Regions from separate parts of the Homo sapiens genome. Here all the other regions are linked to region 1. A link is a loop called in an ENCODE intact Hi-C map of the cell type or tissue named here. Cell type or tissue: endothelial cell of umbilical vein. All regions are shown on one strand. Links, peaks and the distances in the headings refer to the core of each region. The heading gives the core; the rest is flanking DNA.

Evidence for each region. A loop is a pair of places that touch in the nucleus more often than their neighbours do. Peaks named below come from ENCODE experiments on the same cell type or tissue, not always from the same donor. Only the 100,000 strongest peaks of a DNase experiment are listed, where the experiment ranks them.
Region 2: a loop joins it to region 1, with 16 times the contacts of the local background. A loop is called at or near these places in 74 of 110 quality-filtered maps.
Region 3: it touches region 1 in a loop (12-fold over the local background); 12 of 110 quality-filtered maps call a loop at or near these places.
Region 4: a loop joins it to region 1, with 13 times the contacts of the local background. A loop is called at or near these places in 74 of 110 quality-filtered maps.
Region 5: a loop joins it to region 1, with 7 times the contacts of the local background. A loop is called at or near these places in 11 of 110 quality-filtered maps.

Annotation. Positions count from the first base shown.
Region 1 is chr2:177,332,478-177,339,021 of GRCh38, forward strand. It overlaps LOC100130691 (Putative uncharacterized protein FLJ44553), which reads right to left. Exons shown (of 9, transcript NR_026966.1): 2 at 6,121-6,222; 3 at 1,916-2,052. Among named protein-coding and RNA genes, the nearest start is that of MIR6512, 22 kb to the left of the region's middle. RefSeq lists an enhancer at 5,529-6,544. In endothelial cell of umbilical vein, for the core only: CTCF peaks have their summits at 74 (motif pointing left) and 2,669 (motif pointing right); DNase peaks (open chromatin) are centred at 54 and 2,704; H3K27ac peaks cover 534 bases.
Region 2 is chr2:177,756,200-177,761,199 of GRCh38, forward strand. All of the region lies in intron 10 of PDE11A (phosphodiesterase 11A), which reads right to left. Among named protein-coding and RNA genes, the nearest start is that of PDE11A-AS1, 85 kb to the left of the region's middle. In endothelial cell of umbilical vein, for the core only: a CTCF peak has its summit at 2,840; a DNase peak (open chromatin) is centred at 2,812; H3K27ac peaks cover 332 bases.
Region 3 is chr2:177,486,947-177,493,490 of GRCh38, forward strand. AGPS (alkylglycerone phosphate synthase) reads left to right here. Exons shown (of 20, transcript NM_003659.4): 12 at 6,202-6,253. Among named protein-coding and RNA genes, the nearest start is that of IFT70B, 63 kb to the right of the region's middle. In endothelial cell of umbilical vein, for the core only: a CTCF peak has its summit at 2,955 (motif pointing right); a DNase peak (open chromatin) is centred at 2,975.
Region 4 is chr2:177,722,756-177,727,755 of GRCh38, forward strand. PDE11A (phosphodiesterase 11A) reads right to left here. Exons shown (of 20, transcript NM_016953.4): 12 at 4,903-5,000. It overlaps PDE11A-AS1 (PDE11A antisense RNA 1), which reads left to right. Exons shown (of 5, transcript NR_136171.1): 5 at 334-534. Among named protein-coding and RNA genes, the nearest start is that of PDE11A-AS1, 52 kb to the left of the region's middle. In endothelial cell of umbilical vein, for the core only: a CTCF peak has its summit at 2,088 (motif pointing left); a DNase peak (open chromatin) is centred at 1,806; H3K27ac peaks cover 497 bases.
Region 5 is chr2:177,550,323-177,555,322 of GRCh38, forward strand. It overlaps IFT70B (intraflagellar transport 70B), which reads right to left and starts at 2,474. Exons shown (of 1, transcript NM_152517.3): 1 at 1-2,474. The coding sequence starts at 2,441. The coding sequence ends at 444. RefSeq lists enhancers at 1,474-2,278, 2,279-3,082, 2,451-2,740. In endothelial cell of umbilical vein, for the core only: no CTCF peak of the experiment used is centred there; DNase peaks (open chromatin) are centred at 639 and 2,589; H3K4me3 peaks cover 1,563 bases; H3K27ac peaks cover 3,420 bases.

The sequences.
Region 1 (6,544 bases), core at 50-5,049:
CCGCTGAGTCTGGCCTGCTGTTTTTCTGGCATTTTTTCATCTGTGCTGCCATCTAGAGAGGAGAATTGGAAACACGCAAAAATAAAGTCCCAAGATGGAGTTCAGGGAAAGTGGATACTGTGTATTTATTTGTAGAAAACTGGAAGAAACATCATGAGATTTGGGACTATAAATTTATGTTTTTCTCTTCTCTCTCTCTGTCCCTCCAAGATCCAAAACAGGACTTGGATATCTGTTTCTCAGTTTTTGTGAGGACATTCCAGGCATTGCTGGGAAGCCATTTCCTGGATTCGAACTGACTCCTTACATACCTAAAATTCAATTGTATAAACTTTCTGGGACCTCTAAATTGTCAGAAAGTGGTCTCACTTTTCTACAGTTGAAACATTGCTGGAAATGCTCACATTCCCAGTTCTGTAGGATTTGGAAATAAAATGGCAGCTTTTTGTGTGTGAATTAACAAGAGAAAGAAGTCCTTTCAACACAGTGGAGCAGTTTCCTGAAGTCTGTGCCTTCCACAGAATCTACCAGATCTGCGGGATGTTTATAGGTGAAACGTTGGTCAAATGAATTTGGGGATTGCAAGGTAAAACAATGTTAAGCAGTTTTTATAGGCTTTAATTTACCAGTGTCCACTGCCAGCTTGCAAGAGAGGAAAATGCTGGGCAAGCTTTCCCAAACTTGTTTGACCTTGAAACCCTGGGCTTTTCATAGACCTGGTGTTGTGTGGCGCTTACATTCGGAGCTATTACAACAGGGAAAGGACATTAGCCTGCTGCATGCACACTACGCAGAAACACCAGTCCTCCCTGACCCCATCCTATTCCTTCTCTCTGTGTCTCAATATTTTTGAAGTTTTGTTTTGGTTTGAGTAGAGACTGGGGAATTTAACTACTTTTTTTCTCTAGCAGGATTGTAACAGGAGTAGGATCTGTTTGATACTTGCTACTCCCAGGTAAAACAAAGTAAGTTTACCTACAACATATGCCAAATTTTCTCTCTCAGCTTACATGTCAAACAGCACATAGTAAGATAGTCTTTTTACTCAGAACACATTTAGTGTGCTCTAATTCTGTGTAAGGTACCACTGGGAGGGGAGAACAGAGAGAAATAAAATATGATCCTTGACTTAGTCAAATCATTAAATAGATGGAGTGATAAGCTTATACACAGATTACTACAAGATCCCTTATACAGATAAATAATGGTCATACTAGATTTAGTCATCATAACTGAAATAATAGGGTTTAGTTTATGTGGAGCAAGGCCATGGAAACTATCCATGGAAAAAGAAACTAATAGCCTTACAGAAACTCTGTTATAGTGGCATCCATTGTTAGAGCATTTCACCTTATTTAAAAAAAAAAAGAAAAAGTCAATGGCAAAGAATATCTGTCTGTATTAATTCTGGAAAGTGACATTCTTGATGAAACTAAGTGAACAATATTAATAATGCTTCTCTTTAGATAATTTTTCTGCATTTTAGGAGATGGACCATATAATTCATAGTTTTGACTCAAAAAGTAATGTCTCTATTTAGGTATTAATAAGGATATGATCCCTTACAAGGGATACATATTATTTCCACTTCATGAAAACAACAGGGGCTCAGAGAATAAGCTTGTTTAATAGCTTGTAAAGGGCAGGCTTGGAATTCAAATCCAGTTCTGTCTGGCCCCAAATTGTTATTTTTGTTTCCCTTTTTGTGGGGCAGAGTAATTTTAGAAAATGTTTGCGTACTTTCTGATTTCTATAGCCTAAAAATATGATGCCAAAGAAAAATGAGGAAAACAGCTTTCCTGAGCTTTAGAGAATTACACATACACAAATAGGAGACTATAAGCTTTGTGAGAGCAGAAACCTCAAGGCCATATCTGTTCTCTTTGCCACACTAAGCACAGAGCTTAGCACATACCTGGCATATAGATCCTCATTAAAGATTTGCTCAATGAGGCACATATGAATGATAGTGTTTGAGATTAGGTGGTAGGCACTCATGAAAACTTTCAATATCTTCTTGTATTTTTTGCAAGATAGTCCACAGTTTTGAATCTGCAAAGGAGAAATAAGATTAAGGTTAATGCAGGCCATTTGAAAGTATGCCTTACCTCCTCATGAAATGGTCTGAATCTGATCAAGGGCAATTTTCACATTTGTGATTGTACTTTCCAGTTAAAACTCAATAATTAATTAATCATATTGTGAGTCAATTTGTGGATGATTGAGAACCTTCCCCTGCATAGTTGTTTGGTCATTCCCCAACAAATTCATTCCCTGAAAATGGCTAAAAAAATTAGGCTTGAAGTAAAACTAGATTTGAAGGCAACGACTAAATCTTCTTTATATCTGTATTCCTAGAACACATTCCTAGAATATATTGTGCTTTATAATAAGAGCACAATATATTTTGAACTAGGAAGGAAGAAAAAAGAAAGGGTAGCAAAAAGGAAGAAAAATGAGAGTTAGGAATCTTGGATTTAAGCCTTGGGTTGACAATGTGAATTTGGGCCAGTCATTTCTTCATTTTGTTTCTCAGTTTCCCTTTTTGGAAGCCAGAGGAGTTGACCTAGTTGACCACTAACACACCTCCAGATTCTAATTGCCTGTGGAAGAGAGACTGGGGTCATTCTTGGTATAAACATGCCCATGCTTCCTTTTTTCCACTAGGGGGCACTGTAGTACTAGCGCAGTGGCCTCCATCTTCCAATTTATTCAATTCTGTTGACAGTATTTTTCCTGTTTTAGTCCCCTGGAAAACATTCTTTACCTTTAACTTTCAAACTCAAATTTACACTACAAAGTATGAGATTTAATTTGGTAAGGAAAGCTGGATAAACATAGGAAGAATGTAGTTCAATGATTTATATTGCTTAAAAGAGAAATTAGAATCACAGAGCTATTTGCATAGTTAGGTTATAACACGTTAAGATTTTCTGTGGTCCAAAAGGGGGGCTTTGAAACTCTTTTAAAGGAAAACAAAGTGGAAAAAATTGTAATTACCAGAATAACAAAAACATAAACTTAATAAGTATGTCAAATCTATGTGAAGACAACTATAAAATTGCCAAGGCTTAAACAGAGATATACCATGTTCTTGGATAAGAACACTCGGCATTTAAAAATTTTTTAATTATTCCCCAAATATATTCATAAATATAATACAATTCCAATGGAAATGCCAATGGAATTTTTTTTGAAACTTTACAAAAGAGTTCTGAAGTTCCTTGAGAAAAGTTAAACTGAAAAGAGTCAAGAAAAAAAGACAACCATTTGAGAGGAAGGAGGATTTTAACTGCTAGATTTTTTAAAAAAGATAAAACAGCTGAAATTAAAACAGTAGCATAATGACAGCAAAATAAACAAACAAACCAATAAAACAGTGAGTCCAGAAACAAACCCAAGTATGGTGTCCTGGATGTGTTTGTGTGTCTGGGGTTTGTGTGCTTTGGTATTTGGCATCTCAACACTTTTCCTGTTATAGGAACTGAAAAAAGGCATATCTTCCTCTTCTAGACAGCAAGGACATCAGCACATAACTGAAGTTTGTCCAGTGGGATTCCCACATTGAATCCAGAAGGAGTGATGCAAAGATGCAGAAACCATCAAGCTATCTACTGAGACAGTGATGATGTCAGTAATTCAGGAGAAGAGAATGTCTGGTGGTGGCACTGTCCTTAGTTTCTATTTAGGCTCTTCCTATAACAGTTCTTCACCAAGTTCTGGCAGCATTCTAATCAGACTATTCCTTCAGTGGTCCTTGGCTGATTCATCTGCTGCCAGCCTCCTTTGGCTCCTGTCTGATTTCTGAGCCTGATTTTTAACTTTCCCAAATAACTTTGTATATAGATACTGTTACTCTTTCAGTAAATTCCATTCTATTTAATCTACCTAGAATTGGTTACTAATGCTGGCAAATAGGAATTCTGACTTGTACAGAAACTGGTAATGGGGATTCGGTTACACACAACAGACTTTCAGGGAAATCAGGAGAATCTGGGTATGCAGACTCATTGTGTTTGAAGATAATAAAAACCAATTAATATTCAAAGATGAGACTCTGGAAACCCACAGCTTATAGTAGTAAAATAGCTAATGAAATTAATGCCTGTGAGCATTAGGATTGAGTTGGGTATTAAAGACAAGACCATGGGGGAGAGAATTGCTGTTGTCACAGAACAGTATGAAGGAAATGAGGAATTCAAGAGCTGGGTGCTAAGGCTAGCTGCTTCATTTGAAGACATTAACAAATGAAAATCTCTAAATTCTCATCTTAAAACATGAACTGAAACCCAAGCTGTGAATTTGTTAAAAGAAACTTTTATAGCCCTAGGATGGAGATAGCTATAAACCAATATTTGTTCTTGTTGATTGCTGATTTGCAAATCAGTCGAATTCACCTCCTTACCTGGGGTCTTAGAAGAGCATATGTTAAAGTGCTGATTCCGAAAGAGTAAGATCTTTAAAATTAAAATGCTATATAGGGGAGAATTTGAAGAACGCAGAGATTCCTTGCCCCCAAACTCTCAGCCTTCTTTGCAGCTGAAGCTTTTATTATAAAGCTATTTCTCCTTTGTTTGAAGAGGCTGAAACTCCCTAGTTTGAGGGAGTTACCTTATAGGAGGTTCTCTTATACCCTACTCTTACTCTGCACTATCTCCAGATCTGTAATTAGAGTCAAACTCGCTGGGCGCGGTGGCTCACACCTGTAATCCCAGCACTTTGGGAGGCTGAGGTGGGCGGATCACCTGAGGTCAGGAGTTTGAGACCAGCCTGGCCAATATGGTGAAACCCTGTCTCTACAAAAAAATAACAAAAGATTAGCCAGGGATGATGGCAGGTGCCTGTAATCCCAGCTACTCGCGAGGCTGAGGCAAGGAGAATTGCTTGAACCCAGGAAGTGGAGGTTGTGGTGAGCCAAGATCACGCCACTGTACTCCAGCCTGGGTGACAGAGCAAGACTCCGTCCCCCGCCCCAACCCCCAAAAAAATTCTACTGTGCTTCAAGAGGCTAGTTTACAAAGTGAAGCTCAGTAAGATATATCTCAAGCACCAAAGAAATTGAAGAACTTTGCTAATTAATCTGTGGGATGTGAGTTAGAATTGATTTTAAGAATGTTGAATGAAGAAGAAGAGGACATGATTTGAGATTGGGTTGAATTTACTAATAGGGCTTACAAGAGATTCTGGATTATTCTAGTTTGAGAAGCTAGGAATAATTCTGTTTGCTCTGCTAAATGTTCATTGACATTTAGACTGAGGGGTGAGTCATACAAAATAAAGTTGAGATGCAAATCTCTTAGGTAAAATGTAAATGAACAAAATTTTAAATTTTAGGAGACAGGAATGCTGGATTAGATTTGTCATATCTGACCCAACCACCCACCTCAATTTTGTCTTCCAAAAAAGGGTCTAGCCAGTTGCAGTGGCTCACACCTGTCCCAGCTACTTGGGAGGCTGAGGTGGGAGGATCACTTCACCCAGGAGTTTGAGGCCAGCCTGGGCAACATATCGAGACCCTGTCTCTAATTAAAATAAAAATCATAAGAAGGTCCAGAAAACACTCTTTACAAAGGCCTTGAGAAACAAATCTATGAGGGAAGGGTCAGTATAAAAGTGATTTAGAGAACGTTTCACGTAGACCAGCGATGATGCTGAAAAAAGGCTACAGTTGAATTTGGCTTACTGAGTTTCAGAGGGATGGCAGGATCCCAGAGTGACATGGTCTAGGTAGCACATTTGCATGGGGCTAAGTTGAAAGTTAGTAGGTCAGTGTGAAAATTAGAATGCTCTGACTCATGGATTCTTGGGAGGTGACTAACTGATCATGGAGTCCCCAGGACTGAAATAAATAAGCAGTCACTAAGGTTCTACTTGATTTGTATAGCAAACAAGCAAACAAACAAAACCTTTATGTCTAGAAAAGAGAGACGGTATCCAATTTCCAGATATGAATGCGTTCTCAGACACAGTTAAAGGAAATCTGAGTACCCTCGAGGAAGTGCCTACTTGAGTCTACCTCCTGGAATACAAAGGGACTTGTGGCCATTTATTAGGACAGTTGTGAATGATGAAGCAGAGATAGTTCACTTTCATCTGGTACGGACAAGAATATAGCTTTACCTTCTTGCCACAGGATTACATCACCTTTTGGACCCTGGGTCAAAATGAAGTCAGCAGAAAGCTTCTTATTTCCTCATTTCACATGATATCAGATTATTCATCCTATACAAGTGGGGACAAAAGAGTAGAAAGCAATAAATACCTTGGATACCTTGAAAAAAATACATGAGCGCTCGAGTGGGAATTTTTCAAGGGTCCAGTGGTATACAGAACATGTTTGGCTATAATTCTAAAGTGAGAGATAAACTGTTGTACCTGAGCTCCTTACCAATATGAAGAGGTACTATTTTGGTGGACCTCTTTGGATATTAGAGGCTTGCTACTAGGTCCCAGTGGAACACCTAACCCTGAGACACCAAGTGACTTTGCGTCGTAATTGTCTATCAGGATCCAGGTGTTAATTCAGGCTCATAACTCACCAGGC
Region 2 (5,000 bases), core at 1-5,000, 420 kb after region 1:
TAGAATAGTGGGCCCCTGGTCTTTCAGGGGTTATCAAAATAACCAGCTTTTGCCCTCACACACAACTCCTCAGAGAACCGGAGTAAAGCTGTTTTCAAGAAGACCACTGATGGTTTAAAAGATATTTCAGGCAGAAGCATAAATTTCTTCATGGTTTTAAAGGGAAAGAAATTCCCTTTAAATTCATATTGGAGAAATGTCATCACAGAAAGCCTCTCACTCTCTTCTCGTTCATTTCTGAATTCTAAATCTTTTCTGTTGGTGGTGAGGGGAAGAGTAAAAAGTGGTTTTCCTCAAAAGCCAGCTTCAGTGGTTTACGGAGTTGTTTGACAAACTTAAGCCCAAGTGTTGAGGACGGCCACCTGTTCCCACAGAAATCACAAAGCTTGGTTTTCACAGAACTCGTCTCCATCTCCAGGAAGGCCAGAGGTGAATTATAGTATGTGTTAGGAAAATGAACCTAGTAGCAAGAGGAATGGGATCACTCAGCACAGGAATTGTTTGAAATTTGCCCTTTGGAGAAAATAAGTGCTGTTAGCGCCCACAAACATGTCCCTTGAAGTTGATATTCTAGAATGTTGAAGGCTAAGGAATCATACCTGCTCAAGCAATGGGGCTGGATTACTTTTCAAACTATGTAACCTTAAAACAAACAAACGAACACATAAACAAACCAAAACATTCTTAGCAAGGTCTGTTGAAACCTGAACCCATCTATCGAGAAAGTAAACCAAGATTATTCAAGGGCTCACAATCAGACGATAAGGAGGGTCAAGCCAAGACGAGAAGAATCTCAAACAAAACGCATTCCATGACATTTCAAAAAGGATCTTACAAATTCAGCATGCCCACCCATATCTCAATTTCTTAATGTGTGCAATGTAGTTACCTGGGCGTTTCTCTTTGTACCTCAGTTTTATCATCTGTAAAATAAGAAAAATAATAGTAGGGTTTTTGTGAAGACTAAATAAATTAATACAGGTAAGGCACCAAAAACTGGCCTGGCAGCTGGTAAAATGTTCAGTAAATGTTTATTTTCCAGATGACTGTCACATGGAGTAGACTGAGCATATACTGGGGCCCAAGAAAAGGGCCTCAGCAGCATGAACCAAGGTCTCCAAACTGGCAGTGTAACATCTCTCTTAGCTGCCTGATCCTTAAATGGGATAGAGCCGCTGATGCCTCCTTCAGAGGCTTGCTGTTAACATTCAATGAAATAAGAGCTATGAAAGCACTTAGAATCAGCAAAAATGCTGTGGTTATCATAGCATTTGTCTTAGTGAACAGCAATATTTGAAAATGTATAATGATTGGTATCATGTTATCCTACAGAAAGCCCAGGAAATGTATTTTAAAGTCCGTCCACTTGTAGATGCTTAACAACAGAACAGTATTTAAGCCTCTTATCCCTGGATAGGTTGAACAGAGCCTCGCTGTAAGTTCTTACCAGCCCTTCTCAGACTCTCACCTTTCGTGGGTGTGGATTTGATTATAGTGAGTGTAAAGAAGTACCTGTGGATGCTGCTCTGGGAAGGCTTTCAGAGCCAGTATGAGGCCAGATGCTGGGGCCCCCAGCCTGGGGGGATGAGGTGAAATCTGTTTTGAACTTAGATCCCTTCTACCATGTGGTCTTATAGAAACGATTCTAGAGTTTTCTGTTACAGTGGGACTGTAACAGACTTGCAGTTTTTATTAAAATTCTGACTTGTTCACAGCCTAATTCCTTTTAGTCTCAATGAAATGCTTTAGGCCCTGGATGGAAACATCATCCTGAATTACATGACAGTCTTAGAATATTCTCTGTGGAGGCAAGGCACGGTGGCTCACTCCTGTAATCCTGTAATCCCAGCACTTTCGGAGGCCGAAGTGGGTGGATCACAAGGTCAGGAGATCGAGACCATCCTGGCTAACACGGTGAAACCCCATCTCTACTAAAAAAAAAAAAAAATTAGCCAGGCATGGTGGCAGGCGCCTGTAGTCCCAGCTACTCGGGAGGCTGAGGCAGGAGAATAGCATGAACCCGGGATGCGGAGCTTGCAGTGAGCCGAGATGGCGCCATTGCACTCCAGCCTGGGTGAGAGTGCAAGACTCCGTCTCAAAAAAAAAAAAAAAAAAAAAAAGAATATTCAAAGAACATTCTCTGTGGCTATCAAATCCAAAGACAGAAAAATCCTGCACAGATGTTGTGTATTGACTATAGATGTTCTGATATCTGGCTAAGGTGGTGTCTTTGTGAACGTTATGAATTGCTTCTAGGGAAGCGAAAAGCACCTCAACAGAGCTACCATTTCACCAACATGCAGTATTCTGGGGAAAAGGAAGAGAAGGAGTGCCTGATGGCTCTATCAGCTCTGGCAAGGAAATGAATGCATTGAAGGAATAGAGTGCAGGCACACAGACAGCGAGGCTCAAATCTCCTGGCTGCATGCATGCTGCAATTACACACCACAATAAAAAGAATTAATGTAGCATCTGACCTGCTGACCTCCAGATGCCTACTGCACCACCTCATCAACAATCCCCAGACCTCCACGGTGCCTCCTTGGCCACCCGCCGGCTGCCTCACTGGGATACAGCAAGCACAAGGGCCTTACACAGGCTTTGTTCTTAAGGCTAAACCAAAGGGGAGAGTCCCCCAGTCCCTCCACCTCGTGCCTGGGCAAATGAATAAGCTGTCCATGTCACTAACATATTCCAGGTCATGCGTACACACAAACATTATTATATCTCGATATTACTTTTAAATTACTGTCTCTGGGGTTTTAGCCATTTTCCTAGAAATGTGGCTCAGCAAATCCTTACGTGGAGCAAGGATGGCACCCAGTGGCCAAAGTGCTTCATCTCAGACCCTGTTTTCTCAGGGATTTTCCATTTGCTTCTCTCTTTGGAGACAATGAATTGCCATGAGATCCTTTTGTAAAGCCAGAGTTGAAACTCCAAATCATATGACTATCCCGTTAAGTTGGAGCACGTGCACACACACACACACACACACACACACACGCACACACAAATGGAAACAGTATCAGGAGCTAATTCAGAATAGCTAAAATTTCTGAAAAATCTTTAAAATTTACCTTGAGAGTTTTATGTTAAAATCATCATATTTCAGATGTGCAGATTACCATCCATGATGTTCCCAATATCAAGTATCACTATAGGAAATATTATAAAAAATGCAAGCCCAGTCTCACATTCTTCACTTCATATTCCCCCAAATAGTCTCTAGTTCATAAGTGCTCATGCCTTAAACATAAGACTTTATCACCTGACAAGTGCTTTATCATGAAACTGATGTTTGCAATCTCATATCCTTGTTATCTTTCGTACAAGGTACTTGGCAGGCCTGGAGAGCACAGGATAATAGAGTGGGACTACTCTTTTTCCTTTGAGCTTTCCAGATGTCAAGAGATTTTGATACAGCTAGATAGCCAATCAGACTGTAAGGAAGACAGGCGAGATGTCAGAATAATGAACCATATACTCTCTTGCTAAGAATGATGCAATGTCTCCATAATGTTTCTGTTTCCAATTTCCTTAGGTTCCCAAGTAATCTAAAACCCCAGGGCAAAAAGTCACATGGATAGTACAACCACAATACAAAAAGAAGTTTCTAATAAAACAACATTACGTATTAATTGCCCAAAGAGTACCATAAACAGTCTTACTAAAAGTCAATATGTTGAGTTCAGCCAACAATTCTGTCTTTCTCAGACGTCATTACCATTCATGCTTATTTGACCCCCAAAATGTCAAAATGCCACCAAGATTTCAAGAATAATAGCTGAATCAAAAGAAATGACTTAAAAATGAAACTCCATGACATTGCTTCCATTTTCCTACTCCGCCACTTGAAGAACAGCATTGTCTTCAGGAACAGACAAAACATTGCAGAAGAAAAACCAAAGCAGAGGGGTTCCATTTTTCTTGCTGGTTCTTTGATCCTTAGTTGCCTTCTACATAAAATGGAGATATGCTAACCCTGCCCTCACCAAGACTTTGTGAGCCTCAAGTGAGATAATGGACATGTACCTGTTTTTATACACTGCAATTTCTTAGTACTTAAGACATTTTTCTTATTTAAACATTTATAGGTAGCATTAGTGTATAGTTTTTATACTGATGAGATTGAGACTCTTGTTTTACCCACGTAATCACACATCTTCCTCATGAGTATTATTATATTATATTACCTTTCAAATATAATATAGTCATGGGGGCTTTGGAAATTACTTATATGTAATTAAATCAAGCTGAGCTATCTTGAACAGAGCTTGAATTAAAAAATTTGAGTATGCGAAAATCATAAAAACCCCTAAATGTTTTGTCAACATTTATGTTGTTTTATGTTTTATTTTCCCCTTTCTTCCTAGAGATAAATTTTATAGGTTCATAAAATTATAGCATTTTTTAGCTAGAGATGGCTTTGTTTTGCAGATGAGGAAACCTGGAGCCTAGAAATTGAAATTAACCAAAAGGTCTGGTGGTTACTTTGTCTTTTTATACACTTGCTTGCTCTTGTCTTACTGTGTCCATGGTCTTACAAAGACTGTTAAAAGGGCAGATCTGGCTACAGAGACTGCAGAAAACCCTTCAGCCAGACATTGTCTCCTAACTTCCTATTTCATAGGGTGTCTTGAGACCAAGAGAATTATGATTCACAAACACTTAAAAGATTTTGGATGAATCCATTTCCAAATGAGGAAAAATAGGAAGAACAGCCAAACCAGAGCATGATTTCAAAAACAGGAAAGACAGACTATAGAACTATATAAAATAGTAAATACAAATACAAATAACAAAGCATTAGGTGTTTTGAAGGTCAAAAAAATAGGTTTAAAAAAATTTAGTCAGCAGGGTGGTGGTAGGAGGATACATGAATGAAGAAACGTATTTAGTAGTAAAGAGATTGCTGAATCAACTAAGAGTTAAAGGGCAAGGGGCTTTTGCCTCCAGCGGGGAAGAGAGACACTATCATTACAGCACACTCCAAAGAGGAT
Region 3 (6,544 bases), core at 585-5,584, 160 kb after region 1:
TCCTTTATTCAGTAGATGGGTAAATGATTTTTAAGACGTTCTCAGAAAATACATTTCCTGCTGTAGCCTATGAAGAGGAGGAAAATAATGTTTTTTAATCAGCATATCAGTGTTAGATATAACGTGTTATTATTCTCTAAAAGAGATAAATAAAATTGTTAGTTTGGAAATAACGATGTCTTTACAAGGTTAAAAGGAAAACCGAGTGTTAAAACAAGCTCAGAAGCAGTTTCTGAAGCTTGGGTTTTTTTTGTTTGTTTTCAATAAAAACTTAGGAGTAGTGCCCTATGGTATTTTGAGAGGAGCATTTATTCCAACAAGAGGAAAAACTGTATTTGGTATTGATTAGTACTCATTCCTCTCAAAACTCTTCTCAGTAAAACCTAGTTTCTTCGAACTAGGTTTTTAGAATTATAGATGAAAATGCAGCTTTTCTTCCCACTACCTTTTGATGGAGGGTAATTTTTCCTTCCTTCTATCACTTTTATTTTAAACAATTTTAAACTGATGAAGGTTTGGGGTTTTTTGTTTGTTTGTTTTAATGATTTTAGATTATAATTTGGGAAGACATAAATTTTATGAATTGTTCTGTTTTAAACTTAATTTATCTTGGAGGAGTTCAAATAAATTAGAAGGAGTCAGGTTTAGCACTTACCTTATAAAACACTTAAAACTTCTTTTTATTCAACAGTAATTCTTGGGAGTATTTATTACATAGAGAAACTGAAATTATTTTAAATCATTTTTTTTGTGTCATGCGTTTTTTTCTCTGAAGCAGAGAGAATAACCCTAGTCAAGTGTTTGGTTAATTGGATCATTTACTGTTTGATCCAGCAAAATTAAGACAGTTATGAGACATGTTCTCTACCAGAAGCCACTCAGAACAAGTTATTATACCTTTACTAAACTGAAAAACTATAAAGTTATAATTAGGAGACTGGCATTATCTTTTGGTCTTTTCCTTAATATAAGTGGAGGGCAATATTCACTCCCTATTATGTATTATTTTATTCTTTAAAACCAAGCAACAATTGACTTGTCAAAATAAAAAGTTCTTATTGTTTATCATACGGACTCCTAGCTGTAAGTCAGTATGTCATCTCTAAGATGACCAACCAGTAATAACTGTAGCCTTAAATAGTCTATCATTTCATCTGTGATACCAACTCTGACTTATTAGTTAGAAGAAGAATTTGTCTACATTTTAAGTTTTTATGTCCAGAAATTCACATTTAACAGATTATCTTTTTTTACATAGCCTTTTTTGAACTTTTTTTTTTTTTTGAGACGGATTCTCTCTCTGTCACCCAGGCTGGAGTGCAGTGGTGCCATCTCAGCTCACTGCAAGCTCCACCTCCCAGGTTCATGCCATTCTCCTGCCTCAGGCTCCTGAGTAGCTGGGACTACAGGCGCCCGCCACCACGCCCTGCTAATTTTGTTTTTGTATTTTTAGTAGAGACAGGGTTTCACCGTGTTAGCCAGGATTGTCTCGATTTCCTGACCTTGTGATCCACCTGCCTCAGCCTCCCAAAGTGCTGGGATTTGAACTTTTAAATTAATCAATTTTGTTGTGTGCCTTATTTGAGGTAGTGTGCTCTTAGCTTGATAACCAACATAATGCAATGGATAGTATGCAGTTATATGTGGTTCCTCACTTCTAGTGAGGATGTTGCATATTATGATAATTTTTTGTGCCCAAATTTTTGTATAGCACATGGAGTTTAGTATTGAAGCATTTGCTTCTGATACAACATGAGATTGATAGTCTATTTCCAAGGTAGTCTCTAGGCTCAAGAATTTGGGCTGTTCCAGAGTCTACATAGGATGTGGATTTACCCTTTGAGGAAACAAATGTTTTCAATCAAGTATAATTCATTCCTTAGCCATGGACCAGAGTTACATGGCTGCCATTCAATGCTTATACTTTTATAGTTTATCCTTATGACATTACGTTAGCAGAAACCCCTCAGACATGTGAAATATATGTTAATGTTGAATTTATTTTGCTGGTAACTAGTCTTTTAAGAGGTGCCTTCTCAAATATGTCTCATCTGAATTGCAAGTTCTGATTTTTTCTGTGACAAGTAAGAGCTATGACTTAGTTTTAGAAAAACCAGTTTTGCAGAATATTTTGATGTTTCTTTTTTTTTTTTTTTGAAACGGAGTCTCGCTCTATTGCCCAGGCTGGAGTGCAGTGGTGCGATCTCGGCTCACTGCAAGCTCCGCCTCCCGGGTTCATGCCATTCTTCTGCCTCAGCCTCCCCAGTAGCTGGGACTACAGGCGCCTGCCACCACACCAGACTAATTTTTTGTATTTTTAGTCGAGACAGGATTTCACTGTGTTAGCCAGGATGGTCTCGATCTCCTGACCTCGTGATCCGCCTGCCTCGGCCTCCCAAAGTGCTGGGATTACAGGCGTGAGCCACCGCGCCTGGCCAAGGAAATATTTTTAAATAAAATGATAGGATTGAGAAATATGTTGCTTTTTAAGTTAGTGCAGAGAGTACTAAGTAAATAAGACTAATCAGAATAGTTTTTACTATTCAGATTATGCAATCAAGTAAATTCCTGGTTGTAGCATCCCTAAAGGGAAGAAATTGCCAGCAATTTGACTAAGTCAGTCTTGTATCCATGTTGTGAAGTCATCGTGGTTATTTATTTCATTATTAAAGTACAAAAAGTATACTGATATTTCTGTATTAGTCCATATCAGGTTTCATATAGTTTCAGACTATTAAGTATAAAATATAGTTAGGTACAAGTTCGATGATTTGAGAGATTCTAGTAAGGGTACATTTATCGTAGCAGGAAAGAAATCAATTATTTCATTAGCTCAGTTTTAGTAAGCAATTTCTGTCTGAGTATTCTTGAATTCCCTGAATTTATCATTAACCCATCATTAAAATTTGTAAAAATATTCCCTCTCAGGTTAGTTTTGATCGCTTACCAGCAGGGGTCACTTTAACTCAAGGACCTTTTTCCCTCCTTTACAAAATCTGTGGAATACTCTCAGCCCTGCATTAGTAAATAACATGGGAGTGAATTTAGAGCTCAAATTCTCAGAACTTGTGCTGTCTCTGACTTTTGAAGGCAATCTTTTGTGGTTTTTTTAAACCTACCAAATTAGTTTTAAAGCAGTGGAAACATAACCTAATCTTAACTGTACATATAGTAACTCAAATTGATGTTGTTTTTTAAGAATAGTAACATTATTTTGATCTCTTGATTATAGAACCTTCCATTTAATTAACTGTAGTGGTAACTTTTAATTATTTGAATTATAAGAAATGTTTTCAGCTTTATATATTTAGAATGATGTGCAGTGATTTACAAATATCAATTACCAGGAGATCATAAACCAACCTAGATGCTATTTTTGAGTGCTTTACTTATATAAGCATTTAGTTATGACAATAACTGAAAAACTCTACTGACTTTTTAAAAATCTGGTACTATTGAAGTATGAGACTTTAAAACCGTTGGTTTGAATTAGATAATTTCAAAAAAGTCCATGTTAAAATAATTTAATATCTAAAATTAAAAAAATTCTTTAGCTTATTAGTTCTGTTTTGATAGTGTTTGTCTGTTACCATCTACTATTCCTCCTTGATACTAATAGGAATACTGGATAGCTAGCTTATGTGACTTGATTATCAAGTTAAAAATCACACTCAATATAATTGAATATTAGTTGCTATATGATACAGCAGTTGCCCAGGAGCTTTCTTGCCTTTTTTCCAGCTTTTTAATTTGAAAATTTTAAGCATACAGAAAATTTGAAAGACTGGTACAGTGATCACCTGTCTATCCACTTCATATATTCAACAATAATTAAGTTTTTGCTCTGTTTAACATGTACGTGTATATGTTTTTTGGACCATTTGAAATTAAGTTGCAGACTTTTTTTTTTTTTTTTTTTTTTTTTAAAGACAGAGTTTTGCTTTTGTTGCCCAGGCTGGAGTGCAGTGGTGCAATCTCGGCTCACTGCAACCTCCGCCTCCTAGGTTCAAGTGATTCTCCTGCCTCAGCCTCCCAAGTAGCTGGGATTACAGGCATGCACCACCACGGCTGGGTAATACTGTATTTTTAGTAGAGATGGGGTTTCACCATGTTGGTCAGGCTGGTCTCGAACTCCTGACCTCTGGTGATCCACCGCCTCAGCCTCCCAAAATGCTGAGATTATAGGTGTGAGCCGCCATACCCAGCCTAGGTTGCAGACTTTACAGCACTTAACCTAAATACATCAGCACCGTCTCCTAAAGACGGAATAGTGTTCTTCTTTATAACTACAATACCATTTTCATGTCTAAGAAAATCAGTAGGAATTTTTTTTTTTTTGAGACAGAGTCTCGCTCTGTCGCCCAGCAGGCTGGAGTGCAGTGGTTCACTGCAACCTCTTCCTCCTGGGTTCAAGCAATTCCCCTGTCTCAGCCTCCTGAGTAGCTGGGACTACAGGTGTGTGCCACCATGTCTGACTAATTTCTTTTTTTTTTTTTTTTTTTGTATTTTTAGTAGAGATGGGGTTTCACCATGTTGGCCAGGCTGGTCTTGAACTCCTGACCTCGGGCAGTCTGCCTCCCTTGGCTTCCCAAAGTGCTGGGATTACAGGTGTGAGCCACTGCGCCTGGCCAATCAACAGTAATTTGTTAATGCCATCTAATATTCATTATATAAGATTATTCCAGTTATCTCCAAGATATGTTTTATGAATAGTGTTTGCAAACCAAGATTTAATCAAGACTTGCATATTTTAATTGTTTTAAAGATTAAATACCCATAGAAATTTACTACACTAAATGTAATATACTTTCCTTCCCCCCCCCCCCCTTTTTTTTCATTTTGTTTTGTTTTGTTTTTGAGACAAGGTCTTGCACTGTTGCCCAGGCTGGAGTGCAGTGGCACAATCTTCGCTCACTGCAAACTCTGCTTCCCAGGTTCAAGTGATTCTCATGCCTCAGCCTCCCAAGTAGCTGGGATTATAGGTGTATACCACCACGCCCAGTTAATTTTTGTGTTTTTAGTAGAGACAAGCTTTTGCCATGTTGGTCACGCTGGTCTTGAGCTCCTGTCCTAAAGTGATTTGCCCACCTCAGCCTCACAAAGTGCTAGGATTGCAAGTGTGAGCCACTGCACCCATCCCCTCCCATTTTCTGATATATGTGTACTTACGTGAATTGTTTTCATTAATAATACTTGCCATTGATAAAGGTGCGGTAGAATGTGGTTGTTAGCAGGAGATGGAATTTACAAGTTGCTGGTAGGAACTTAAAATGTTTTTGTTATGAATGACAGAGTGGCTGTTACTGTCTCATATTTTACTTATGTGCTTAAGCTAGAATATATAAATATATATGTTATATGTATATTCTACTTATGAAGAAAAGAAATTTGGTCTAATCAGGCTTTGTATATTTTATTAGAAGTCAATGTGCCCACTTTATGAAAAACATTTCAGATTTGTAAACGTGAAGAAAACTGATTTTCCTTTAGTATTTTTGGAAACTGGTAACGTTTTTAGAAGTATCAACCCAACTACAAAGATACTCTTATGCCAATATTTGAAATTACTCAGGTAGTACATTTCTTTAACATTTTTAAACTATTATACATTTAATAAGACTACAAAATAGAAAATAACATAGTTTTAATGTAATTTTTGTTTGGAATATGATAAAGCTGTGTGTGCATGTGTCTGTGTTTTAAGTGATTTTTGGAGGCTGTGTGGTTTGCCTGAAATAGTGCTCATCTAAAAGTCAGAATGTCTTCATCTTCTACCTTTACTGTGGATAAAATACAGTATAGTTCATAAAATGGCATAATACTTGAGGCACTGGATTTTAGTTTTAGAAACATCTTTGTTCTAAAATAATCCACTTTGGGGTCTGGTATTTCTTTTAGGATATTCTCATATGTCTTTGCCAGACATTAGGCAGCTTTTTCTGCTGATAAATTTAAAATCTGTTAACTTATGTTTGTATTTATTTATCTATATCTGTAGATTTCTTCTCTCCAAATATTTTATAGAAGTCATTGATATTTGTCTTCATAAAAGTATATGAAAAGTTAACTTTTTTTCCTCTGTAAATCCTTAGGAACTAAGCTCTTGATCTCTTAAATATAGAAAGATAATATTCACATTCTACCTGTCTAGCTTCTTACTGTATTAAATTTGTATCACTTTTTTTTTTCTTTTTAAAACAGAGATGTGCTCCGGCATCTATTCGCCTCATGGACAACAAGCAGTTTCAGTTTGGTAAGTAAGGAGTGGTAATTTTAAAATGTCATTTAGCCACAGAAATTTATGAAACATCAGTAGGAAGAGTACGGAGTGCAGAGGTAGAAAGAACGTCAGTCTTGCCTTTCAGGAAGATGTCAGTCTAATGAAGATAGACAATTACATAAATGAGTGAGGGTAGCAGTGTTGGAGGGCCTGTGAAAGAAGACTGCACTGGATACCATGGGCTGCAAATGAAGGAATTGATTCTTCTTGATTTTGCTTGAGGATAAAGAGTCAGAAAAGGCTTTTATAAGAGAGATGCTTGAG
Region 4 (5,000 bases), core at 1-5,000, 390 kb after region 1:
ACATTTGCATGAAGATTAAAGAGTTGGTTATTCTATCATGTAGATTTTATTATAGTATTACAATAATGCTGCCATTTATTTTAAAGTAAATATAACAAGTTACTACTTTTTTGATAAGGAAATACAATGTAAAAATGATGTTTGATGATTACAAATATGATTACTGTTTATTAATTTATTTCAGTCAGTTACAGAACAAAACATCTAGATCTCTCTGTAACTTCCAGTGTTACAGTCTACAAAGGAATTTGATTTCTGTTGAGATTAGGATTCTGATTATTGAGTAAAAATATTTTATTTAAAATTTCAATTGGTTCTGTATTTCTTGGACAGGGAGGGAGGAGTTTCAGCTGTGCTTCTAAGATCTTCCAGAATGAATTTTCTACCTCAAAAATCAAGGACTTTTCTGGAAACTGCAGTCAGAGGACAGAACATCAGCCTCAAGCTGGTAAATAGGATGGATTTTCTCCCTAAACATCCCTTCTGCTTTCTAGTTTGAATTATCAATAAAATGGTTTGGCTTATCTCTGAAAATAACCTTGTTGACAACACAAATATGGATTTAAACACGCTACCTCCACATTAAGATTTAAGAAGCCCCCAGTAAATGTCAGGGGGTGTCAATGTGTTTGCTGTGATACTTGGTTATTATTAGTGTTTAACTGCAATTCCCCACCAGCGCCACGCTGCCTGCACCACCATAAATTTTAATGTGATCATGTGCTCTTCTCTTTTCATATCCAGTGAATTCTGCAAGATCATAATATTCTATATGAACCCTAGCTGAACCTTAGTGTGATATGAAGAAAGAACAAGATTTCAAGCAATAATAGTTGTTCACCATTTTATAGCTTTTTTTAACTGGACACTGAGCAACATGGTTCCTTGAATAATATTACCCTAAACTAAATTCACTCATTCAATTAATCTTTATTGATACCCTACAGGATGCAGGGCATGGCTCAAAGTGCTAATGAGTACATTTATGGGATAGTAAAGAATACTGACTCTTAAAGAAATCTTTTTTTTTCCCCTTGGAAAATCTGTCAGAGCTCATACATCATTTATAAAACCGAAAAAAATGTCTCTGCAACCTTGGCACCACTACATGCCTTTTATTTTACAGAATACAAACAAAAGCAGAGTCATTTCCGATATCTAGTCTACATCGTGAATATAAGAAATATGTCCCTCATCTTTTATCATGTATTTATAGTTATAATTTATTTATTATGTATGTGCATGATGGAATATTTGTTCTATAAACTTCTATTAGTAAAGAAAATTTATATGATGATCATTCATCTGCAGGTTTTCTTCCTCATTTTAACCACAAATAATAACTGTCACTACCTACTGTATTTGTCAGAGGAATTCAAAGTATTTGGGAAATTTTAACTATCTAAATATCTTTTTAAAAACAAAGAATAACATTGAAGCTTTCAAATTTATAAATGTGAAATTTCAGACCAGAGGCATGGAACAAATTAATAAGTCATTAACAGGGTTCCCAGTGAATAAAATGTTCATCATTTTATATCAATTTGCCTGTCCTACACAGTAGTTCTTTTTTTTTTTAATTTCTAAAGGAACAAAACCGCTTTGTTACCTACACATGAACCTGAATACTTTTGCAAAACACAATGCTGAGTCAATAAGTTTATTTTCCACCCGTGAAGTGATTTTAGGGTTAAAGGTTAGGAAGCTGGGGCATATATTTATAATTTGCTTGTCCTGTTGTACGTGGTGCCAAAATTTGTTCAGCAGTGACACACAACTATGCATTTCCCCATTCCCAGAGACAATAGGCTTGGAAAAATACACAATCACAGATTTAAGGTCACACGGAGAACACTATTATTCACTTTAACAGCACGGTATGCAAGGTGGCAGTCATAAAACAGGCCCATCCTGATGGGAGATGCTCTTTTCCGACAGACTGGTTTTGTTGCTATCTCTTTTAGGAAAAACATTTATTTTGTGGTGGGGTGTGTACCTCAGTATTCCCTGTGCTAGAAGAAAAGAAGCACTTTCAAGGAAGGTGGGTAAGGTTTTTTCCCCCTTTTCTGGAAACCAGCTGAGAAACTTTGCCTTGGAGCGCCATCTAGAGGAAGCCTCAGCACACACACGCTGTGCTTTCTTAGCCTTATGACATGACCCAGGTTGAATCCAATGGTTGGTACATGGTGAGTTTCTTTTCTTTTCTTTCTTTTTTCCCCCCAGATTAATAGAGAATTTTGGTTCTAACACAACCCACAGACAGGAAATATGAGATCACTGGAATGGAATTTTAATCACTGATAAGATCAAAACATTGAAAGGCTTTTAGAATCTTCAGGAGTGCCAAAAGCATGAGTGCCCATTGGTGGTAAGAAATAGGGCATCATTTTACCATAGGCCGAGTCACATTCCAGAGATGAGAATTGATGAGCGAGTTAAATTTATTTTTAGCTACACTGATTGAGTCGTCTTTGTTACTTCTGTAATTATTTTCTTAATTAAAAAATTCTGATTAACCAGATTGACCAGAGTCAAGCTTGGAGAAGATACTTACGTTAGAGAGAAACAAATGTTGACACTTTTAACTGACTGTAACCCTTAGTTAAGTTCAACAAAATTTAATGAGCAGAAAATACTATCTTTTCCAGATGTGGCTACTCAATACAATGTGAAGGAGAACAAAATAACGTTGTATTCTTTCTGAAGTCATGTTTTTGTTTTGTGATCTCCTCCACCCACCCTCCTTAGAGAAATTTGACAATGAAGTCTCCTCTTTCTGTGTTAGCATGAATGCAAAAAAACAAAACCTAAGCCTTCTCCAACAATGCTGCTCTTCAAGATTGCTGAGCATACTTGCAAAAACAACTGTACCCTGGAAATATTCTGACGATATGAGCATCCCCATTGTGGTGACATAGTTTAAGAATTCTATTCTCTTCAATTTCTTGGAAAGGATCAAAATTGCCCATATAATGGAAATACCCACTGCAGAAAACTGGATATATATTTCCTTTTGCTCCTAAGTGTCCACTGTGACCCTGCTGCTCTTGCCAGTTTCCCCTATTCCAACTATTTTAAGGTTTGTTATAAAAATCTGTCTCTGTCCTTGACATTTCTAACTCAAAAATGTCACAGCCATTTCTTTTTCCTTCATTGAACAGGGTTCCTACTTACTTATTTTGGCAATTCGCATAAATCCATAGGTTTTCCCAAATAATGGGTTAAAAAGTTTTTTATTGAATGTCCTCTGTGGGCCAGACATATGAAATCTGTACACAAAACATTATACCTTGTTTACTGAGGTAGGATATGGAAAAACAAAATGAAGATTTTTTTTTTCCAAGCAATGGTTGTTACTTGAGCTATTAAGCCTCATGGTTCAAAGCACCTTCCTTTCTCACTTGATGGCTCACTCCTCTAACGGTGGATGCAACAGAAGAATGGAATCAGTCCAGTTTTCCCAGGCCAGTCTGCCTGTTTATTAAGCAGTTGAGGACCCAAAGCACAAGTCCCTAGTATAAAAGACATTCTGGCCCCATCTTATGCTAGATGCACATTTCAGCTCATGTCAATTCAACATACATTTTTTGAAAACCCACCAAGTACATGACAGAGTGCAGGGTGCTGGTGTGACCCTCAATAAATGGTGGTTGAGCAAATAAGTAGATGCTGTTGAAAAAACAAGAAATGATCTCTTCCCTCAGCAGCTTACTCTATAGGAGGATGACAGATTTGTAACTTAAAATACACAGTAGCAAGAAAGATGTGTTGTACTAGATACAGTACAGGGAAAGAAGTAATTATTGATGATTTGGGAGAAAGGGGAAGACTTTGTAGAAAAACTGGCACTAGATGAATGCCTTAAAGGATGAGTAAAATTTTAATAGGCAGAAAATGAGGCAGAGTTTTTTTTTTTTTTTTGAGAAAGAAGCAGAATTGTCTTTGTTCATTTGGACCAAAGGAAAATGCATTTCATTTGGCGTTCTGATTTTGTGTTTAAATTTTAGTCTGGGTGCAAAAATATAAGGTATTTATTTTATGTTGGAAGAGTCCAAGACTCACATTCTTTTTTTTTGTATGGCAATATGTTTACACACACCCACAGATATGTACGTACACATGTGTGTATATATAACTATGAAGCCAAAGAAACCAACATATTTAAGCCAGAAAACATTGTACTTGATGATAGTGTAACAATGTAGTAGAAATTATGCCAAAAAAAGCCTTATTTCTTGCCAGAAGAAGTAAATAGAGGATTTGTTTCAATATTTGCCACAAACATTTGCTTTGAGATTAAATTCCAAGGCTTATATCTGCCCAGCTGCACTAGATATCTCCGTGAAACAGACTGGCCACCATCACTGGGTTAAAACCCCACGGGACGAGATTTTAAGGCAAGTAAGCCCTAAACCTGGAGAGTGCGCACTCTTACCCCTCTTTTCTCCTTGGCCTCCCTGGGCATTGTCTCAAATAAGCATCCTCTCAGGATTTCCATATTCCTGCGGGTGATGTTCACACCTCCCTACTGGCTTTCCACCAGCCAAGAGAGTCATATCCAGTGATCTCTTTGTTCTGTTACTCAACTACATTTCCTCTGCAAAAAGATTACTTTAAAAATCTGAGCATTTCTTTTGTAAAAGAACAAGTTTACCAAGAAAAAATACTGAACAGAAGCTCAAGTAATCATTCCAAGGCTACACTGGCTTCAAGGGGTCAACAATGTTACAGCTTTCAAGCTCAGAAATTGCTGGCACATATATACTTTCATAACCAGGGTAGGTAAGTTCCAACATAAAATGATCACATGGTAATTTTTCAGAGAAATGGAAATGTAAAGGAGAAGGCCTGCCAGTTCCTACGAATGAGAAATGATCTTCCACCATCACTAAGCACACTTACGGTTAACATCGCGAACATCAGCTGACACACGTTGAAGGCATGTCTCCAGTTGTGGTATAGAACCATCCGATAGTTTTTCCTCACTGTCAAAAGCCACC
Region 5 (5,000 bases), core at 1-5,000, 220 kb after region 1:
CTATATAAAAAGTATGCATTACAAATTAATGAGTGTAAATTGTGAGACTACTCTCACACAATCCCTGAAATGATTATTTAAAGACTACTCTTAACTATTACTGAGATAGTGCTTGGTCCCTGAATGATGTAATCCTTGTGCAAAGACCCCTCAAGATACGTCAAAGCACAAAAGATAACAGAGGAAAGGAAACAAACGTATTACAACTTCTGATATAAACATTCCTCATAAGTTTGGAATTTTTCATAACTCCTGGGGTAAAAGTTCTTAGAATATGTCACTTTCTGGGAAATTTAACAGCAAAAGTTTTAGCTACTTTTTTTTTTATAATGCATAAGTGTACAAAGTTCAACATGTAACAAATATAAAGATGCCAAAGGGTAAATAAAGCGATGCAAATTTACATAACAAAGCCATTTGATAAATGCCACTATCAGCTATTACTATATATTCCATCCTATAATCTCATAAATCAAAGCTTTTAACTGCCTAGACTCATATGTGACTGTATTCTTTCCAACATGCATTCTTTCTTCTTCCAGGGGTTGTTCAATAACAGCAGGTATGTTTCTGCCATGAAGTTCACAGTGTTCTAGAAACTGGACACATTCTTGAATAACACTATCACGAAGCATGATTGTGTGTTTTGACATGTTTTCTAACAAGGACAGGAAGCATCTTTTGGCATAATACCAGGTGTCTGTTCCCAGCTTTTTGTTGTAAGGTTCCAAGCTTTTGATAACTCGAGAAATACCAAAGTCATAATTTCCTTTGGCACAATAAAGAGTTCCTATCACCAAATTCACAATGCAGAGATGGTACATTTTCTTATCTGGGTCATCATAAGAGAGCTGCTCTTCCTCCTTTTCAATCTTCCTCATCAACTCCTCTGCTTCTTCATTTTGACTTGTCATAATATAGGAAACACAGAGATTAGCCAGTACAATAGCACTGACATTCAGGATGTTATCATAATGCTTCTTGACTATGGGTTCATAGAAACCAATGGCTTCTTTGTATTTGTTTTCCTGCATGAACAGAACATGAGCCACATTCAACTTCCACACATCATGGTCGTTACAGAATTCCACAGATTTGCGGAAGATCTTTTCCACCATTGGATAATTTTCAAGATTCCAGTAGATTTTTGCCTGAGCCATCAACACAGGAATGTATTTCTCCATGGTTTCATCATATTCATTCACTGCCTTTTTGATAGCTTCATCATCTCTATTGTGTCTTGCTTCCTGTACTTGTATGGTAAGTTTCCGGAGGACCTCAGTCAGCATCCCTGCTAGCCCATCAAGCTTAATGAAAGCCTCTTCAGGAGCTGTCTGGCAAGTGATCACAGCGTCCAAGAAGTCATAGAGATAGGGTGTGAGGAACTTATAAATCAAATGGGCATTTTCTGCCAGGACATCTGCTGCCAGGTCAAAATACTCATATTTACAGTAGAGCAGCAACAGGTTGCCAAAAGTCTCTGGAGGAAAGGGATTCTGTTGGAGCAAAAACTGTAGCTTTTCAAACCCTTCTGTAGGCCTGGCATCCATGTTCATTAGTGCCTGGTTGTGTAGGGTCACAGGGTCCAACTCTTCCTCTGCCCTGGGTGGCATGTCAGTGAGGGCTTCTTGAGCTGCCTCATAGTTTCTCAGTTGGTATTCTATAGCTGCCTTAAGGTTGAAGGCTTCCACCAGAGCAGTCTGATGGAGGACTAAGGTGTTGCCAACACTGCGAACATCAATGCCCTCAGTGGTCATGCCCACACCTAGCTCAGGGTGCTGGCGGATGCCACGCTCAATAATCTCAGCGATATGCTTCAGTGCTGAAGCATACTGTCGGCTGCTGTAATAGGCCAAAGCCAGGTTGTAGGAAAGGTCAGGCTGGTAGCCCGAGGCCTGCAGGGCGGCAAAAAACTTGGAGCATGCAGCTTCATACTGTCCCTCCTTGTAGAGCAAACAACCCAGGTTGATCTGGCCATCGGTCTCATTCTCGCCCCCACTTTCCTCTCCCCCTTCCCTACTCGGCAGCTGCTCTACCAGGCTCCTGGACCCTGGCAGATCGCCCTCGCTGTACTTGATAGCAGCTTGCAGGCGGAGGACCCGGCTGTGGTAGGCGGGGTTATCCAGGAGAAGGAAGGCGACCCGGGTGGCCTCCGCATAAAGGCAGGCCTTGTACAGGGCCTGGGCCTGGTACAGGCGGTACTGCTCCAGTTCCGGGTGCAGCTGGCCCAGCTGCTCATAGCACTCGGCCGCCAGCGCGAACTCCTGCAGGCGGTAGTAGCAGTAGCCTAGCAGCGACAGGCCGGCGCGGCTCCTAGGGCTCCGCTGCAGTTCTCCGCCCAGCAGCTGCACCGCCTCGGCGTAGCGTGCATTGCGGATGAGGCGGTACACGACCGCGGTGAACTCCCCGTCGGGGATCTGCGCGCCGCTCAGGCCAGCCATAACCACCACGGCTGTTATGGGTGCGGTTACTATGGCAACAGAGCAACCGGAAGCGGAAGACTGCCGGTTTCCTTGTCGCAAGAAATCTGTTAGGAACAAAAAGGGACCACTCTCGTCAGTCTCTCAATTTCAGCTTGATCTTCAAATACTCTGGACTGCGGAGTGGCGGCATTCAGGAGGGGAAAGACTACTCCGGGCCGTTCAGAGACTGAATCTACTCGTCCCGGCATGCACCGTTCCAGTGGTTCCGCGGCGCGGGTCGTAGCCGCGCTGCATGCTGGGAGACGTAGTCCCGGCTGTACCTACCGAACCGGCGGCCCGTGGGGGTGCAGGGTAACTCTCCTTCCCTGCCTCTTAAAGATGAGGGGCGCTCACTGTGTCTGTTATGGCACCGTGGTCTCTGGCGCGGCGGAGGAAGGTTTCCGGCCCCATGTTCCTGGCGATTTTGAGCCTGGTACACGGTGTGGTCGATAATAATGCTGGCTTTTGGTTTAGTTTCAGTAAAAGAACCGGGATGGCAAAAGGCGAGTTATCTCTTGGAATTACCCTGGAATTAGAGCACGTTCTTTTTTGCACTACCCCGAGGGCACAGTTTGTAAGAACGGAATAGAGCGGCGAGCAGGAATCCTTAATTTGGTGGTTTCCAGAGGTTAATGAGGAAAAAGGACTGTGAATCTTGATTGGTACTGGGAGAGTTTCGGTTTTAGGTCCAAGTATCTCCCGCTCTTTTTTCCCGTAACAACAAATATTACTGAGTATATATTGGCGTTTACCCTTGGCCATCCCCATTGCGCTGGAGTTCCAACTTTCACTACTAGGTAGAAACGTTGGAGAAATGCATGACTTCAGTTTTTTCCAAGAGGGGAAAATCCAAGACATTAAAATGTGCTCCTTTCCCTATGCATTTTTACTCTTCTCTCTTAACTACTAAATTAGTCAGCCAGTGATGTGTGGGTGTGTGAGAGACACACATGCTCAGTTTGTACTTTTCAGCCTTCTAGGGATTTTGGATATTGAACTGATAAATATGGATTTTCTTCTGTTAAAATAAGAAAAGATTGCCTACACTTTAATTTTTTTTCCAGATTCTTAGTTTGAAGATTTCTATGCAGGTTTGCTAGACTGTACAAGATATCATTCTGGGTTTTCTTTCATTCTTTGTTATATATTTGGAATAGATGCTGTAGATTCCATGTTATTATCCTGGGGCTATTTTTGTATAATTTTTTTTCAGTTTATTAGTGGCCATGATGGGGCTGTGAAAAACTAGGGGCTTAATTATTCCATAAAATTATATTTAATCACCAATTTAAAAAATACCCCTAGATAAACTGACCTGGAGACCATAGACTTTAAGGGAGAATAAATACAATTTTTCAATCAAGAATTAGGGACATAGACAAGATAGCAAAATATGAATTTGGCTTATCCCAGTGAGGTACTTGTAAATAGTGTAGTTTTCAAGGTAACAATAATAGTTGTAATTCATTAACATCTATCATATGGTGGCCTGGGACAGAGCATTGTCTTTTGTAGTCTTCCATGATGTCCATTGGCCTCACTACCACCCATGATAAACAGTCCAAGTCAGAGCATGTCTTTGCTATATAATTAAATACTTCAATGCAGGTACCTTACTGCCTCTTCAACAGTATTGCTGTTCATAAATCTTTTCTACATATAAATTTTGGAGCCAACACCAACCATATTGCATCACATTCTATTAGACCACCTATATATATTATTTCTAATCATAATAACCACCCTGTATTCTGCATATTACTGATGAAGAACATGTGAATCAGAAAGATTAGGCAACTTGCCTGAGATGACACAGCTAGATAAGAAGCAGCTGAATCATGAAATTCCAAAGCTAAGTTCAGTAGGTAATAGTCACTGATGAATTAACTCTATCTATCATGTATGGGCCCAGTTATAGGGGAATATTAGTGTCTTGCTTTTTTTATATTGTTATTTTCCTGTTAAAGCAACCAGCCACCTTGGGTTGGCCAGTGGAAATTTGAACTTCTTGGCCTAAGTCGTAACTGTGAGCAAGTATTAGAAAGTGATTAGTTGGGAATGGTCACCTGTTATACCTAAAAAGGAACTTCAGTAGGCATCTGAATGCTATACCATAAAGCAGCTGACTTCACGTACTCCTGTATTCTTCTCTCTTGCTGAGAAGTTTGCCACAGTTCTGTCCTTCTAGATGAGAACAGACAAGAAACCTCCTACTGCATCAATACCAAGAAAGGGACAAAGTGCACTCATTTTAGAGAGGTTGAGTGTAGCTCTGGACCATGCAAGAACACCAGGGAAAGCAGTTGAGGAAGGCTTCTGTAACCCTATTTCAAGGCTTCTTTCTCCCCAATCTCAGCTACAGCCTTATCCAGTTTTCAATCCAGAAGTGTTTGTAGATTGAAAGATGCTGGCTAGTGCTGCTCAATATTCAAGGAGTAGGGGGTGTTCTGCTTACTGCCTGCCTGATTGACACTTGTCCCTTGGAAACAATATGCAAAAGGCTTAATTTAAAAATTCTGGCTCATGCCTGTAATCCCA